Regions from separate parts of the Homo sapiens genome. Here regions 2, 3, 4 and 5 are each linked to region 1. The links are chromatin contacts, found by Hi-C or POLR2A ChIA-PET in ENCODE. All regions are on one chromosome and are shown on one strand. Each heading gives the region's core, a stretch centred on a gene start or an enhancer-like site at or near the end of the contact. The rest is flanking DNA. Distances are from core to core; before and after follow the strand shown.

Evidence for each region. Hi-C counts contacts between places; a loop is a spot of excess contacts on that map. ChIA-PET counts read pairs that join two places held with the same protein, here RNA polymerase II (POLR2A). Pooled maps may share reads with other maps.
Region 2: a pooled map shows a loop between it and region 1 (2.6-fold over the local background). The contact joins two enhancer-like sites. A Hi-C loop is called at or near these places in 2 of 50 pooled maps. POLR2A ChIA-PET finds 5 or more read pairs at or near these places in 4 of 52 experiments (A673, AG04449, T-cell and 1 more).
Region 3: a loop to region 1 is called in a pooled map, with 8 times the contacts of the local background. The contact joins two enhancer-like sites. A Hi-C loop is called at or near these places in 1 of 37 single-sample maps with no recorded cell type and 8 of 50 pooled maps. POLR2A ChIA-PET finds 5 or more read pairs at or near these places in 4 of 52 experiments (CD8-positive, alpha-beta T cell, GM12878, activated T-cell and 1 more).
Region 4: a loop to region 1 is called in a pooled map, with 2.4 times the contacts of the local background. The contact joins two enhancer-like sites. A Hi-C loop is called at or near these places in 1 of 168 maps with a recorded cell type or tissue (uterus) and 3 of 50 pooled maps. POLR2A ChIA-PET finds 5 or more read pairs at or near these places in 4 of 52 experiments (A549, Caco-2, IMR-90 and 1 more).
Region 5: a loop to region 1 is called in a map of CD4-positive, alpha-beta T cell, with 2.7 times the contacts of the local background. The contact joins two enhancer-like sites. A Hi-C loop is called at or near these places in 5 of 168 maps with a recorded cell type or tissue (CD4-positive, alpha-beta T cell, CD8-positive, alpha-beta T cell, gastrocnemius medialis and 2 more), 1 of 37 single-sample maps with no recorded cell type and 12 of 50 pooled maps. POLR2A ChIA-PET finds 5 or more read pairs at or near these places in 6 of 52 experiments (A549, GM10248, IMR-90 and 2 more).

Annotation. Positions count from the first base shown.
Region 1 is chr17:57,284,143-57,286,842 of GRCh38, forward strand. The region is part of intron 5 of MSI2 (musashi RNA binding protein 2); the gene reads left to right. Among named protein-coding and RNA genes, the nearest start is that of MSI2, 29 kb to the left of the region's middle. RefSeq lists an enhancer at 696-965. Within about 2 kb of position 1,274, at least 10 of the 41 ENCODE cell types and tissues checked have a DNase peak (open chromatin) inside an H3K27ac peak, as active enhancers do; they include GM12878, where a contact is called at or near this core.
Region 2 is chr17:57,536,452-57,539,234 of GRCh38, forward strand. The region is part of intron 7 of MSI2 (musashi RNA binding protein 2); the gene reads left to right. Among named protein-coding and RNA genes, the nearest start is that of MSI2-AS1, 71 kb to the right of the region's middle. Within about 2 kb of position 1,263, at least 2 of the 41 ENCODE cell types and tissues checked have a DNase peak (open chromatin) inside an H3K27ac peak, as active enhancers do.
Region 3 is chr17:57,462,095-57,464,794 of GRCh38, forward strand. The region is part of intron 6 of MSI2 (musashi RNA binding protein 2); the gene reads left to right. Among named protein-coding and RNA genes, the nearest start is that of MSI2-AS1, 140 kb to the right of the region's middle. RefSeq lists enhancers at 1-171, 1,108-1,427, 1,528-1,607 and a silencer at 934-1,228. Within about 2 kb of position 1,422, at least 2 of the 41 ENCODE cell types and tissues checked have a DNase peak (open chromatin) inside an H3K27ac peak, as active enhancers do; they include GM12878, where a contact is called at or near this core.
Region 4 is chr17:57,421,474-57,424,173 of GRCh38, forward strand. The region is part of intron 6 of MSI2 (musashi RNA binding protein 2); the gene reads left to right. Among named protein-coding and RNA genes, the nearest start is that of MSI2, 170 kb to the left of the region's middle. RefSeq lists an enhancer at 1,292-1,471 and a silencer at 1,321-1,521. Within about 2 kb of position 1,423, at least 10 of the 41 ENCODE cell types and tissues checked have a DNase peak (open chromatin) inside an H3K27ac peak, as active enhancers do.
Region 5 is chr17:57,439,210-57,442,046 of GRCh38, forward strand. All of the region lies in intron 6 of MSI2 (musashi RNA binding protein 2), which reads left to right. Among named protein-coding and RNA genes, the nearest start is that of MSI2-AS1, 170 kb to the right of the region's middle. RefSeq lists a silencer at 1,520-1,579 and an enhancer at 1,990-2,049. Within about 2 kb of position 1,407, at least 24 of the 41 ENCODE cell types and tissues checked have a DNase peak (open chromatin) inside an H3K27ac peak, as active enhancers do.

The DNA of each region.
Region 1 (2,700 bases), core at 24-2,523:
ATTGGTTTCTTTTCATCCCTGTTGAATTTTTTCCCTTCTTTAATGAAAGAGTTGGATTGGCTGTGCTGGGCCCTCCACCCGGTCATGGTAGTCCTGGTGACGCCTGGCTGCAGGGTTTCGAAGGTGGCCCTCATTTCAGCTGTCCTTGAGGCTCACTCCTGTGTTCCCCCTGCCCCTGCCATCCACCCCGCACCCGCCACCCCGAAACGTTTGTAGTACAGCTGCTGGCCTAGAACTCGAACTGATGTGTCTCTCACTCCAAACAAAAAATAAATCTGTGTGCTTTATGTATGTGTTTTAGAGGTGTGCCTGTGTGTTTTTTCTCTTGACAAGCTCATTCCCTACAGCTGTGCAGTCACAGCCCACTTTGAAATCTGCAGCATATATATATTTTTAAGTGAATAAGTACGAAGAGATGGGAAGATGTGGTTTGACTGTAATCCCACGTAAAACACTCTGACCCCAATTTTTAAAAAAGTATTTCATTAAAATGTTGTAGGAGACTATTACTGAGAAGAAGAAAGTTTCTAAGTTGATGGGACTCTTGTGTCTCCTAGTGTAGAGTTGATTTTGTTTTTTGGGGTCACCATGGAGATGAGAAGCATGGGGCTTCATGGCGTCATCTGCCCCCATTGGGGGAGGGCTTGTTGGCACAGGTCACCTCTGGATCAACCTCAGCCTCATCTGCTGGGGATGGGAGAAGCTCAAGTTGGCCAGGGGTTTACCCTATGCCCTCCTCAACCAGAATTAAAATGACCTTTTTTTTTTTTTTGCCTTCGAAGACAACATTGGTAACAATTTATTGAAACTATGGAGCTTAGCAGTGATCAGTTTTTGGATTTTCTCTTTCTTCAACCCCTCCCCTTTCTGGAAGACTTGTAGGAGGATAGGGGAGGTTTTTCTGTGCATAGATTGGCGTCGGTTTCTTAGAAGTTTCTTCTTTTCACCTTAAAAAAAATTGTTTGCATCCTTCCCCTTAGATAAGGAACCGTCAACATCCTTGTTAGAGCCCAGTGCGGAGGGGACCCTGAGGCACATACTGTTTTCAAGGTTAGATAGCAACAAACTTTCAGAGTAGCCGGAGTTTCAGGGGAGGGAGGGTTCTTTGGGTTCAAGGTTACCCATTTTTCCCCTGCTAGGAAGAAAGCCTTTTTGTTTTCTTTTGCCGACTTCTTCCAATAGCTTAGAGCAAATAGATTAGCAACCCAGCAGAAACCAAACCAAGGAACAAATAAAGGGGAAGTTTGCAGAGGGCCCTTGGCTGGGGGCTGGCTGCTGCTGAGGAGGCCAACTTGCGGTTTTCCATTTTCACGGTGAACCGCATTGTCTCAGCGTTCGCTGGTATTCACAAAATCAGAAAGAAAGGAAGGTGGTGGTGGGAGGGCGCACTTTTCAGGAGAGGCTGGGGTGTGGGGAAAGTATGCCCAGCTGCATGTTATTAGCAGCCTTCAAATAAAGTTTGTGGAAGGTTCCGGCCCCCACAGTCATGCCTGGGAAGCTTCTGTGTTCTTAGTAGGTGTTTTGAATTCTGTGGGATGGAACTGAATGTTTAAAAACAGTTACAGGAACGTCTCCCCAAGTAGGTATTCCTGAGAATTTCTGTGTACATGGAACTCTATTTTCTTAGCAAGCATCATTATATTTTTAGAAATGTTTTCTTTTCTCCTTGCCCGTCAGTTAGCCAAGCCTCCTACCACTCACTTTCTGTTGTGTAGTTCTGATTTTCCGAACAGGTGTTTAGATGATGAGGGGTTATATTAAGAAAGTACTAAAGAATACGTCTTATCACGTGAATCAGTATCTTTTTATTCAACATGGATGGAGTGGGAGTGGAGACCAATCTGTTTTATATTCCTGCAATCTGATGAGGGTAAGAAAAAGTTCATGCTGTTCATATTAGCTAGCCAGCCTCTTTCTGTCTTTCCCTCCCTTCCTTCTTTCTTCTTTATTTTTTCTTTCTTTCTTTTGTCTAATACCTAATTCCTTATCTCATTTTTGGGATTTTGAGAGAATAATTTTCATGTGGGGCGACAGAACTAGTGGTTGTAGTTTCACTTGTTTTTTTGACATTAAGGAAACAACAAATAGTCTTTTTTTTTTTTTCCTCAGACTGAGCACACATTTTAAGTGTTTTAGGGGGAAGCTCTGAAGGCAGTTTGTGGTGATTTTTAAAAAAATGTTTTTAAAGCTTTAGTCTCTCCTGGAAGCTTTGTGTGTCCCTGCATTTTCCTCGACGGTCGCTAATAAGAACTGCTGGTCTAAATCAGTGTCTCTGAGAGTCATTGATTCACTAATTGCTCATCATCGAGTCCTGGCTTCCCCCTCCTGCTGAGAGCACTTTTGTTTTCTGCTATTCTGCAAGGACTTGGACAGATTTCTGGAGTGTTTAAGAGGTAACCAATAAAAGAGTTTGGCGTGCCCCTGTTGGTAATTGTGCTTCTCGGAGGTGACCACGTCATTGGTATCCGGGCTCCATAAACAAGGGGCTGCCTTACCAGTGACCTTTCCCGCCTAAAACCGAAGGCCCCAAGGTCGCTTGTCTGATGGAGAATGTATTTCCCGGCTCACTGTGAGCCTCGACTTAATTTGTTCCTTTCCTAAGGCAAAATGACCTTCCAGTAAACCCACACCCCCTCCCCCGCTTATTATTATTTATTTATTTTTCTGGTGAACAAACAGAATTAGGAAAGGTGTGTTCTT
Region 2 (2,783 bases), core at 13-2,512, 250 kb after region 1:
GCCTGCAAAAGATTGGCTCCCACGCTGCCCTCGTTTGGGGTCTGGAGCAGGATTTGCTGCCTGTCTTCCCTGCTGGCATTTTACCGGTAGTATTTTCCCCACCTCTCAAATCTGCTCTTATCTTTTCACTAATTGTTGATGGTGTTAAGTATCCATCAAATCCTCTCCCAAGTCTGAGATGTGTTAAGGGGTTTATTGGAAGCCTGTAAACCAACAGTTGGTCACTATTGGTATTGATCCTAATTCTGCACCAGGATTAGAAACCACTTGACAAGAAAGCGGACAGTCTGTCATAGACCACCACCAACAGCCAGGGTTCCTGGCCTCCCAGAGCTTTCAGTTTAGTCCGTAGTGTGATGTAACATGCCAGCTGGGTTCTCTTAGGTAAGTTCAGGGTCCTAGATGGGGTTAGGTGAAAATCCAGTTCTCTTTCCAGAGTGGACCATTGTTGGGTGGCAGAGGGTGGGGCGGTGGGCAACTGTTTAAGAAAGACATTGACCAACAGGAATCTGGGAGAGAATGGTGAGAATGGGGTAGAAACTCAATATGATTGAGTCCAAGAGGTCTTGAGGGGAGTGGAGAGCTGTGATGTGGTCATTCATTGCAGCCTTTGGGTACTTGAAGAGTTTCCATTGGAAAAGAGTTCTGTGTAGCCTCAATGTTGGGCACACTTGAGTTAGAACAAGGAAGAATCGCCTAGTCCAACAGTGGCAATAAGAGGACAGCCATTGCCCCTCTGCCAGATTCTCAGAACCCAAGGTTCTGTGCCTCCAGTGGGCTCATTCTAAAGCTGGGACTGTGTGAGGGGGTGGGCATGCTGCGTGCCCACCGTGAGGGGCACACCCGCCTCTTCACTGCCTTGCAGGGCTGTATCCCCAGGCCCTGTAACCTTGCAGCGATGGAGGGCAAAGGAGGGGGTGGGATAAAGAGTCAGCCCACCCTTTGCCATCTTTCAGAGACCAGCCCCGGAGCTGTCTGCACATTTTATTTTCTCGTTAAATAAACACCATTAGCCTTCCTGAGAAATTGGTGCAAACATGACCTCGCAAATAACCAATTAAAAGGGTAGGGTTGAAGGGGAATGTGAATTTGAAAACATGTAGAGGAGGCCATTAAGGATTCCTGTAGAATCTGGCAACATCGATCCAAGACCTTAATTTTATTTCTGACAGGAAAGCAAGGAGTGTGCTTTCATTTTTTTCCCCCGAGTTAACTCAATTCCGGAAGCGCCCATTCCGGCGCTGTCTCTTGAGATATTAATCAACACAGTAGCTTGGTTTCTGTTCACCTGCTCTTCTTTGGAGACACGGAGTAATACAAAGCCCTCAACTTCCTAGCAACAGGGCTGGGGGACAGGGTGCCCGGGGCAAGAGGGAGCTTGCAAAGCCAGGGGGAGTTTGGTACCCAGGATGAGCTGCACTTTTTTAGCCAAAATACAAATCTTAAACTTCTTTCCTTTGGAATAAAAGCCCTGGCACCAAAAGGGTGGTGACCTAATAGGTCTTCCTGCCTCCCCCTGCTGTGGCCCACGGAAGCAGAAAGGGAGTGGGCTCAGGGTCAGCAACTTCACTGACCCAGAAGTGGTTTTTTTGTAGAGAGGGACAATGAATCTTTTGTTTGGTCCTGTTCCCATAGAGGCCCAGGCTCTGACTCTCACAACATGGTTTAAGATCTCGGTGAGGGCAGAGTGTGGAGATCTGAAGAGAAAGGAGCTTTTAGCATGGCAGCTTGATTAAAAGCACCCCCTTTCTTAGCATCACGGCACTGCCAGTGGCCGGAGAGGGCTGGGCCAGGGGTCGCCGCAAGCCCTGGGTGGCTGCCTCCCCGTTGGGACTTAAGGTTCCTAGAGGGGTCCCGGTTATTATGCACCTCTGGACTTCAGCCTCTGTTTTCAGTTTGTGGATCAGAGGGTGTACGCTATCCCATCTGTATCTGTATATCAGCATGGTATGCTGCAAAGAGCTTGAGTTTTAGAGTTGGTCATACTCGGTTTCAGATCCCAGCTTTCCCTTGGGCGTGATCTCAGGCAAGTTACAAGATGTTTTACTCCCTTGTGAAGGTAACACACCCGCTCTGTAAGAGTTAAATGATTCCGCTTGCGAGGTGCCCACTCCCCACTCCCCGCAAGTGGAGAGTGCGGGGCAGCCTGGTTTCTTCCCCCTTCCTCCTTAAGTGAAACCACCTGCTTAACTTCTTTAGGCAAACAAACTAAAATCTGTGTTTGAGTTTTGGGGACCCTAGTCTTGAAAAATAAAACCCTTTCGTGGTTGTTTTTTCCTCTGCTTTGCACACACACATATGCTTGCATGTGCATGGAATATCTTTGAAAGGATGCCTGCAAAATCGGTAACAAGGAGTTAGAACTGCATATTGGTTAAGATCACATGCTCTGAAGTGAGACAAATCTAAGCTCTGGGACTTAATAGCTGTGTGACCTTGGGCAACTTACTTATCTTCTCTGCAACTCAGATTCCTTATCTGTAAAATAGGACATTGGGTTAGCCTGAAGCTTACGTCATTTAATGAGTATAAAGGGTTTGGAACAGTCTCTGCCCATACTAAACACTCAAATATGTTTTATGCACACGTGCATATCATATGCAGATGTACATACATTAAAAACATACATACATAAAAAAGTGTTTGCTCCTTTTTTATGGGGAAGAGAATTAAGCAACCTGAGATACAGAGACGGAGGGAATCTTTTTATTATATACTCATTTACTTTTTGAATTTTTTTTTTTTTTTTGAGACGGAGTCTGGCTCTGTTGCCCAGGCTGGAG
Region 3 (2,700 bases), core at 172-2,671, 180 kb after region 1:
TGCCTCTGGTGGCTTGCGGGCAGTCTTTGGCATTACTTGGCTTGTAGACACATCACTCCAATCTCTGCCTTCATCTTTATGTAACCCTCTCCCTGTGCTCATGCCTGGGCCTAAATGTCCCCTGTTTGTAAGAACACCAGTCACATTGGATTAGGGTTCTCTCCGACTTTCTCTTGCTCTGTGTCTCTCTGGTGCCACCTCACCTGCCTGGCCCTTCATGGTTCACCTTACTGTGTGGGTCCCAGCCATCCACCAGAGATGGACAGGTGCCTCCTGGGCTGCCAGCCCCTGCCAGGACTCCTTTCTTTGCCTTTCCAGAGGTGGGTGTTGTGCCCACGTGACCCCAGACATCTCACCTTGCAGCTTCTAGATTCCCCTGCCCTTCTCTGACAAAACTTTTCTTCTGGAACATTGACTAACTCCTCTGTGTAGGCTGCAGTTCCCAGCAGGGGTTTATGAGTGTGGACAAGAAAAAGGGTATATCTATGTGAGTCTGCATACTTGGAGAATTTCCTTCTATCGATCAAAAAATATTCCAGCACAGAGCAGGACATTCTCCTGAATAAGCCTTATCACTTAAAGCATTTCCTCCTCAAAGGCAATCCATTTAGGTGAAGTGCAGAGACAACTGAGTTGAAATTCATCAAGAGGGGAATGTTGGCCCCCAAAGCATTATGGGCCATTAAGTCTGTAATGTGGCAGAGGCCTCTGGATAGCCAGAGTTCCTTCCTTCCTGGTGAATTGCAAGGGCTGCTGTGCCGGCACCTTCCTGTTATAGTCTCTGTCATACACACAAGCACTCAGACATTCTCCTGGTGTTTCCCTCTTCCTTGGGCACCTGTGTCCATAACGGAGGATGGTGATAGCTGGGAGACTCCCGCTTGGATGTCAGTGGAGGCCATGGGGCCCCTTCCACCACAGGTCTCAGGATTAAGGAGCTGCAGTTTTCATCGCAACGAGTGCCCCTTTCCCTGCTTATAGCTTGGAGGACGCTAGTCCTGGGCTCTGGGAGGGATATAGATAGATACCTGTGTCCCTCTGCCCTCTCCCTTCTGCTAGGACCCCGGCCTGCTCAGTTTGCCAAGGGTGGCTTGTTTTCCGTCTGGAGTGTCAAGCCTGCATTGAGAGGGAAGGCGTGGGGCTGGACCTTCCAGCATTGTGTATGTAGGAGTGGGGGTGGTGGGCAGGGTGAGTAGGACCTTTGTCTGACTAGGACCAATAGTTTTGAAATGACTTGAAAAAAATTTGATCTTGGGGAATTTCCAGCATGAGTAAAACCTAGAGACTTCTCAGAGTTTTGAGAAAGCCACCCCCTGTCAAGCCAGTCACCGCTTCTGTCTCTACAGCCTCCCTCCCCATGGCCCCACTGAGACTGCCTCCTGTCCAGGCCCTAGTCACCCACCCACTAAGGCTTTGCCCCGCCCTCCCAGCTGGCTGGGTCTCCTCCCCAACAGCCCGGGGCTTCTTCTGCCTCCCCATGAGCACTGCCTTCACATGGGGGTGCCTCCATCAGAATCTCCGGGGTGTTCTCATACCTGGCCTTCCAGACCCTTCCCTGTCCAGTCCAATCACAACCTCAGCTTCATCCATTCAGCAGTGTGAACCCACTGCTCCAGCCCCCTGCTCTGCCCCTGGCCCTGGACAGCACATCTGCTGTGCCCAGTCCAGAGCACTCCCCCTCTCTAAATAGTTGAGACCTACCCTCCAACACCAGTTCTGTGCATTCATTCTCTATATTATCCAACCAGCATCGCCCTCTTCTTTGTCATTTGTTCGACACTTTCTGGATCCTTAGACTGGAACACTTCAGACTGAAGAGTTTACCTGAATTTTGTCACCCCTAAAGTGTCTCCACCTTGTCTACTTTCACATGTAGTTTGGTTCAGTTTAATGAACGTGTGTGTGTGTGTGTGTGTGTGTGTGTGTATGTGTGTGTGTGTGTGTGTTTTCAAGAATATTTTCTGGACTCACAGTGGTTCTGTCTCCTTGGTTGATATTTTGGGAGATGAGGTGGGGAGTTGAGGAAGGAAGGAAGGAAAGAAGTGACCTGGAGGTAGAAAAAGAGTTGGCCAGGGCAGTGGCTCACGCTTGTAATTCCGGCACTTCGGGAGGCTGAGGCAGATGGATCACTTGAGCCCAGGAGTTTGGGGCCAGCCTGAGCAACATGGCAAAACCCTATCTCTACAGAAAAAAACAAAAATTAGTCAGGCGTGGTGGCACGTGCCTATAGTCCCAGCTACTCAGGAGGCTGAGGCAGGAGGATCACTTGAGCCTGGGAGGTCAAGGCTGCAGTGAGCCATGATTGTGCCACTGCACTCCAGCCTGGGCAACGGAGCAAGACCCTATTTCAAAAAACAAAAAGGAAAAGCAGAGGTGTCTTAGAAGCAGAAGTGGATAGGCCACCTTTCTGGAAGGGTCTGGACAGATCTCAAGTAGGGGGTCAGATTGGGGAGAACATGGTTAGATCCATTTCTCTGAGGATGGCTGCAAGCAAGAAGACTGCTGCCTCGTTACGGGGTGTGGGTGTGGGCCAGCCTCTTCAGCTGGAAGGAGGAGATGGGGAGAGGCAGGGCATCCTCCCACGCTGCTGCCCCTTGGGACACTCTTTGGAAGCCTGAGAGTTCCTGGTAGGCCACTCTGTTCCTGTCCCTTCCTCTTTTCTCTGAGATTGGTCCAGTAGGCAGCCTGCAGAGCCTCTGG
Region 4 (2,700 bases), core at 173-2,672, 140 kb after region 1:
AGAACCTTCTAGACTACTGGTGGACTTCCTCTCTGCCTCTCTCCCTCTGTCCCTCCTCCCCATTCATTCTCCTCCTCCTCCTCCTTCTCCTCAGGCACAGTATACTTTTACTGAGACAAAATAAATAGTCCTGGTGCAGTGGCTCAAGCCTATAATCCCAAGACTTTGGAAGGCCGAGGTGGGGAGGATCGCTTGAGGCCAGAAGTTTGAGACCAGTGTGGGTCACATAGTGAGACCCTATCTGTACAAAAAATGTGCCTGTACTCCTAGCTACATGGGAGGCTAAAGCAGGAGGGTCGCTTGAGCCCAGGAGTTCGAGGCTGCAGTGAGCTATGATTGTACCACTGCACTCCAGCCTGGGCAACAGAGTGAGGCTTCATCTCAAAACCACAAAAATAACAACAAAGCAAAATAAATAGAAATCACACCTTGGTGAAAGGGCATTTGGAGGCCTGTCAGGTAGTTTATGCTGCAGTGTTTGACATTTTGGGCTTTAATTACACAGTGGTTTAATATTTAATACTATCAAATGTTACACAGCTTTACAATTATAGTTCTACATATGAAAATTGAAAGGAACTATCAATCCACTCAAATCGTATTTAGTGATAGTAAATACCAGGTATTTTAAATAATAACTCTCATTAATTGCATCTCCACTGTGTACTAGGTACTACACGAACTGCTTTTATTAGTAGATAAATGGGGCCAGGTGCGGTGGCTCACGCCTGTAATCCTAGCACTTTGGGAGGCTGAGGAGGGCGGATCATGAGATCACGAATTCGAGACCAGCCTGGCCAATATGGTGAAACCCCATCTCTACTAAAAATACAAAAATTATCCGAGCATGATGGCAGGTGCCCGTAGTCTCAGCTACTCAGGAGGCTGAGGCAGAAGAATCACTTGAACCCAGGAGACGGAGGTTGCAGTGAGCTGAGATCGCACCACTGCACTCCAGCCTGGGTGACAGAGTGAGACTCAGCCTCAAAAAAAAAGATAAATGGGTAATTCTTACAGTCTCCCTGTGAGGTAGGTATTCTTTTGTCTTGTCACAGGTGAGGAAAATGAGGGTCCGGGACAGGAAAGTACATGCCCAATGGCACAAAGCTGCCAAGGGACAGAGAGAGCGCTCAGTCCAGGGCTAGCAAACTCCAGACCCATGCTCATTCTCCAGCCATCATTGTCACCGCTAACCCTGCTCGTGGTCTGCTTTGATGTCATGGAAAAATTGGCCCATCTGAGATGTGGCGCATTATATAAATCAGTACAGCGTAAATCACCATCATCACTTGACATTTAAGCCTTTTTTTCATTTTAATTTGGATATTACTTTGTCAAAGATTAGGCAACGTAATTTTGGCAAGGTGTTATTTTTGGCAGTGCACTTACGAATGGGTGAGTCAGCCTGGCTGTGGATGCATCATTGGTGGCAGGGCACCATGGGTTTCTTTCTTTGTCCAGAAATAGACACTGGTCTCTGGACTGGTGACACTTCAGGAGGCTCCAGATGACTGTACTGGGTGCGTGTATAGCAGCCTTCTATGAGGAACTAAAGGGGCCACCTCATCTTGGCCTCTAGATAGGACTCTATTCTTTAATGAGTCCTTCAGATATGTGGGTTCGAGTCCCATAGGGAGAGAAAAAACTTTTCCCAAAAAGTTAAAATAGAGTGATCTTTTGTGATGCATATCAAAATAAAAACCATGGGATGGCTTATGAAAATTAATGGAATTAAATTTCCCAGAAATGGCTAAAAATGTGCAGCTTGCAACCCAGCAGTTTATTAAAGACTTGAGAACATTATCTTCGCCATTCGAGTTAGATTTAAGTATATGCTTTTAACCTGGGCCACACACAGTAATAGAAGAAGCCCGACAGAAATGTAAAGACCTGCTAATTTCCTTTGTGATCTTGGGCCTCGTCTTACTTCTCTGGGCCTTGGCTATCTTTTCTACAAATTTCGGCTTTGTAGACATTGGATGAGATTTCAGATCTCTTCCAGCCCTGTAGCTGCATTCTATTCTGTTGGCCAGCGCCTGCTCATGCCTTTCCACAATTGAAGTGTCTGTTGCGTGGATCACCATCACCATCCTCCTTCTGTTCTGAGCTACATCCCAAGTTGCCCAAAGTCAGGTTAAGTCCAGCATAATTTGCCATTTGTTAAAGTATGCCTGTTGATTTGTCATCTTTCCTTCTTGACTTCCCTCCCTCAGCACAGATCTCTCATGCCAGTAGTCAAATATAAAATTTTTCATACCCACCCAGCGTTTTGCATGGGTTCTTCACTCTCTCCTGCCCGCCCCTCCTCACCAAATGAGTTCTTTCTTTGCGAAGCTGGAGCCAAACCACCAAAATGCCACAAAGACATGTGGCGCAGCTTTTTCCAGTTTTTCTCTTGCGGTAGTTACAATATTATTAAAAATCCATTAAATTTTAATGTACCCTATAAAATATGTGCTCTTGTGAAAGCAAGCACAGATAATTATTTCTGATGAATAAACCAAGAGGACAAGTATGTATGAAGTTCATGCTGCAGCATTCAATTTTTATTATATACATCTCCTGCAGGGGCAATCACTGTGATGTTCCAGCTGGTTGTGTGGAGGGCTGGTTCTTCTCAGAGATCCTTTGGGGCAGCATGAACCCTGAACTCTCCGAATGTTCTCAGAGCTTGTTATTACCTGGAAAGAGAGAGCCCTG
Region 5 (2,837 bases), core at 157-2,656, 160 kb after region 1:
CTTGGCTTCTGGCAGTTTTTGATTGCTCAGATCAAGCCTATGTGATTCATGGGATTTTACAGGTTGGAGGCTGAGAGGTATTTGTAGGTCTGGATGAGGATTTGCACTCAACCTGGTTGTGGCATGTCGTAGTCAAACTATGGCCTCACCTGATTTAGAGGACGAGGAGGACTCTGCAGAAAGCACTTCCTTGGCTGTTGGTAGAGATTAGATATTTGCGGGCAGAGAGTTGGGTCAACCCAAGCCTTCATCAACATCCCACAGGGACCTCCCTTGAGGTGACTTTCATTCATTAGATGGAGGATGGCATTGCAGGTCCTGTGCCAGGCACTGGGGAGATAGGCTTTGTCTTTTTTTTTTTTTTTTTGGTGGCATCTCTCGCTCTGTCGCTCAGGCTGGAGTGCAGTGGCACGATCTTGGCTCACTGCAACCTCTGCCTCCCGGGTTCAAGTGATTCTCCTGCCTCAGCCTCCTGAGTAGCTGGGATTACAGGCGTGCGCCACCTTGCCCAACTAATTTTTTGTATTTTTAGTAGAGAAGGAGCTCACAGCATAGTAGAAGGCTCAGACTTTGGACTATTTCCTAAGAATCTGATAAGTGAATACATTTCCAGGATTCTTAGCGGATGGCCCGAAGTCTTGGGATAGTGTGTGAGGGCCAGAGGGGAAAATTGAAACAATGAAGAGAATTGAGAAATTCCTCATTGGAAACTTCTGTCTGTGATGCTTGGGGTGGGATAAGAGGGGGGGTCTGTTCTAGCTAAGATTCAATACCAATGGTTATCTCTTTGATTATAGCTTAGGGTGAGGCTGAGTGATCTATCTCCACTGTTTGGTCTCCCCAGAGTTAGCTGTTTATTTCAAACCACCAGTCACTTGTGGTGTTTTGACCTAGAAGCCATGCAAGGCAGTTTGAACTGTGCTTGAAAGGGTGGGGAGGCAGGGCTTGTTCTGAACTGTGAGCTGAGGAGGCAGCGATGGGTGCCCTGTGCTCTAATAGAGGTCTGAGAAGTGAACTGGGTGGCCAGCTGGGTCTGCCTGCTGAGAGCTTGCTGGGGCACAGGAAGCCGTGCCCCTCATTCCCTTTGAAATAGCTTTGTGTTTGTCATTCTTGTGACTTGGATACCCTTTTGGACCCCGTATCTGTGGGCTTAGCATCAGTCAGATGCTGTTTATCAGACAGTCTTACCTGGGGTTTGTTATCCGTGTGTGTGTGTGTGTGTGTGTGTGTGTGTGTGTGTGTGTGTGTGTGTGTGTGTAGCGTGGCTGGGTCAGACTGGATTCCTTGTTGAGCATCTAGCTAAAAGAGGTTAAGAGGAGGCTCATATACTGCTGAAGGCCAGAGGGCTTTGCTGAACGCTGGTCATCTTAAAAACGAGCTGGGCTATTTATAATTTGGCAGGCTGCCATGGGACTTGAATGAATGGCAGTCTGTGCAGGCTCACATACTCTGTGTACTGAGTCTGAGCGTGGGTTTGTTCATTTATGTGCCCCTGTGCATGGGTGTGGATGTGATTTCCTGGCGTGCAGGGTAAGGACTGAGGAGGTGGGGAAGCAGGTTTTGCCCTGGTCCTCTGGTCCGCCAAGAGGCCACAGGTACCCTTATTTATGCCTGGGATGTTGGTGTTTCTGGTATTTTAAGCCACAGAAACGTTTGAGGGAGTAGACCTGGACTATCTCTTTTTACTCCTGAGGAAACTAGGCCAGAGGGGTTCCCTTGGGCTCAGAGGAGGCCTCGGGTCAGGGGCCATCCCGGGTGGGAGCTGTAGCTCTGGCCAGCTTGCTCCTGTCAACACTGCCCCCTGCCGCTCTCCCAGGGCTGCAGGGACCTGGTCGTGCTGGAGACGGATGTTTTCAGGCAGCGCTTTGTAGGAGGCAGTGACGCTGGTAACCCACTAATGTGAGGATGAAGTCTTTGTATTCTGTTTCCATTGACGGGGACGGGTTTGCAGAACCACCCACACCCTTGCCTGGGCCTGGTGACTCATGAGGACAAGATGGCTGACCAAGGAGAGGGAGAGGTTCCACTCCCTCCAAGGCCCAGGGCTGACTCTTTTTCATGCATTTGGTGCTAAATTGCTGCCCTGAGGCTCTTGAATAGCTTGTATGAACTCTGGTCCACCCCTCTTGCCTCTCCTAAATCCCTTGGGAGGTGTCCCCATGCCCTACACACTGCCTGCTCTGTCACCTCACCACCCTGCAACCAGCTGGGCTGGCTGGTTTTCACTGCTGGGAGGTAGATTTTTTTTCAAGAAGTATGAAAGTATCATTGGCATATAGACAGACCTCTGCACTCAGCTGGAACTGGGTTTTGAATCGCAGCTTCAGGACTCAATAATGTTGTAAATCTCTGAACTTCTTGGAGACTTTGTTTTAGGAAGACAGGACCCTATAAGACAAAGTCCCTCTGTGAGGTCCAGCACAGAAGGCATCTCTCACCAGGGTCCCTTTCTTTTCCCTTTTCTCTCAGCCTGATTCTGTGCTTTCTTTCTTCCTTTTCGTTGTTATTTAAACTTATGCATGTAATTTCAGCCTCATAAGGGACATTATGTAGATTAATTGCCATATGGGAAGTACTTAAAGCATGTTGCCTGGCACACAGTAGGTGTGTAGCAATAGTAGTCATTGTTTTAGGCAAAGATGATGCCTGCAGGGGTTTCTTTCATTATTATTTCACTATTTATTTCATAATTGTAGCTTCATGGGGAGGACAGAAGGGTGAAGGGATCTCAGGGAGGCATTCTTCCCTTCACCCTGGAGACCTCCCTTGCTTGGCTGTACATTTAAACTGGCCTCCGCGTGGGTTCATGGTCCTGTACATCAACACAGCTGATTTTT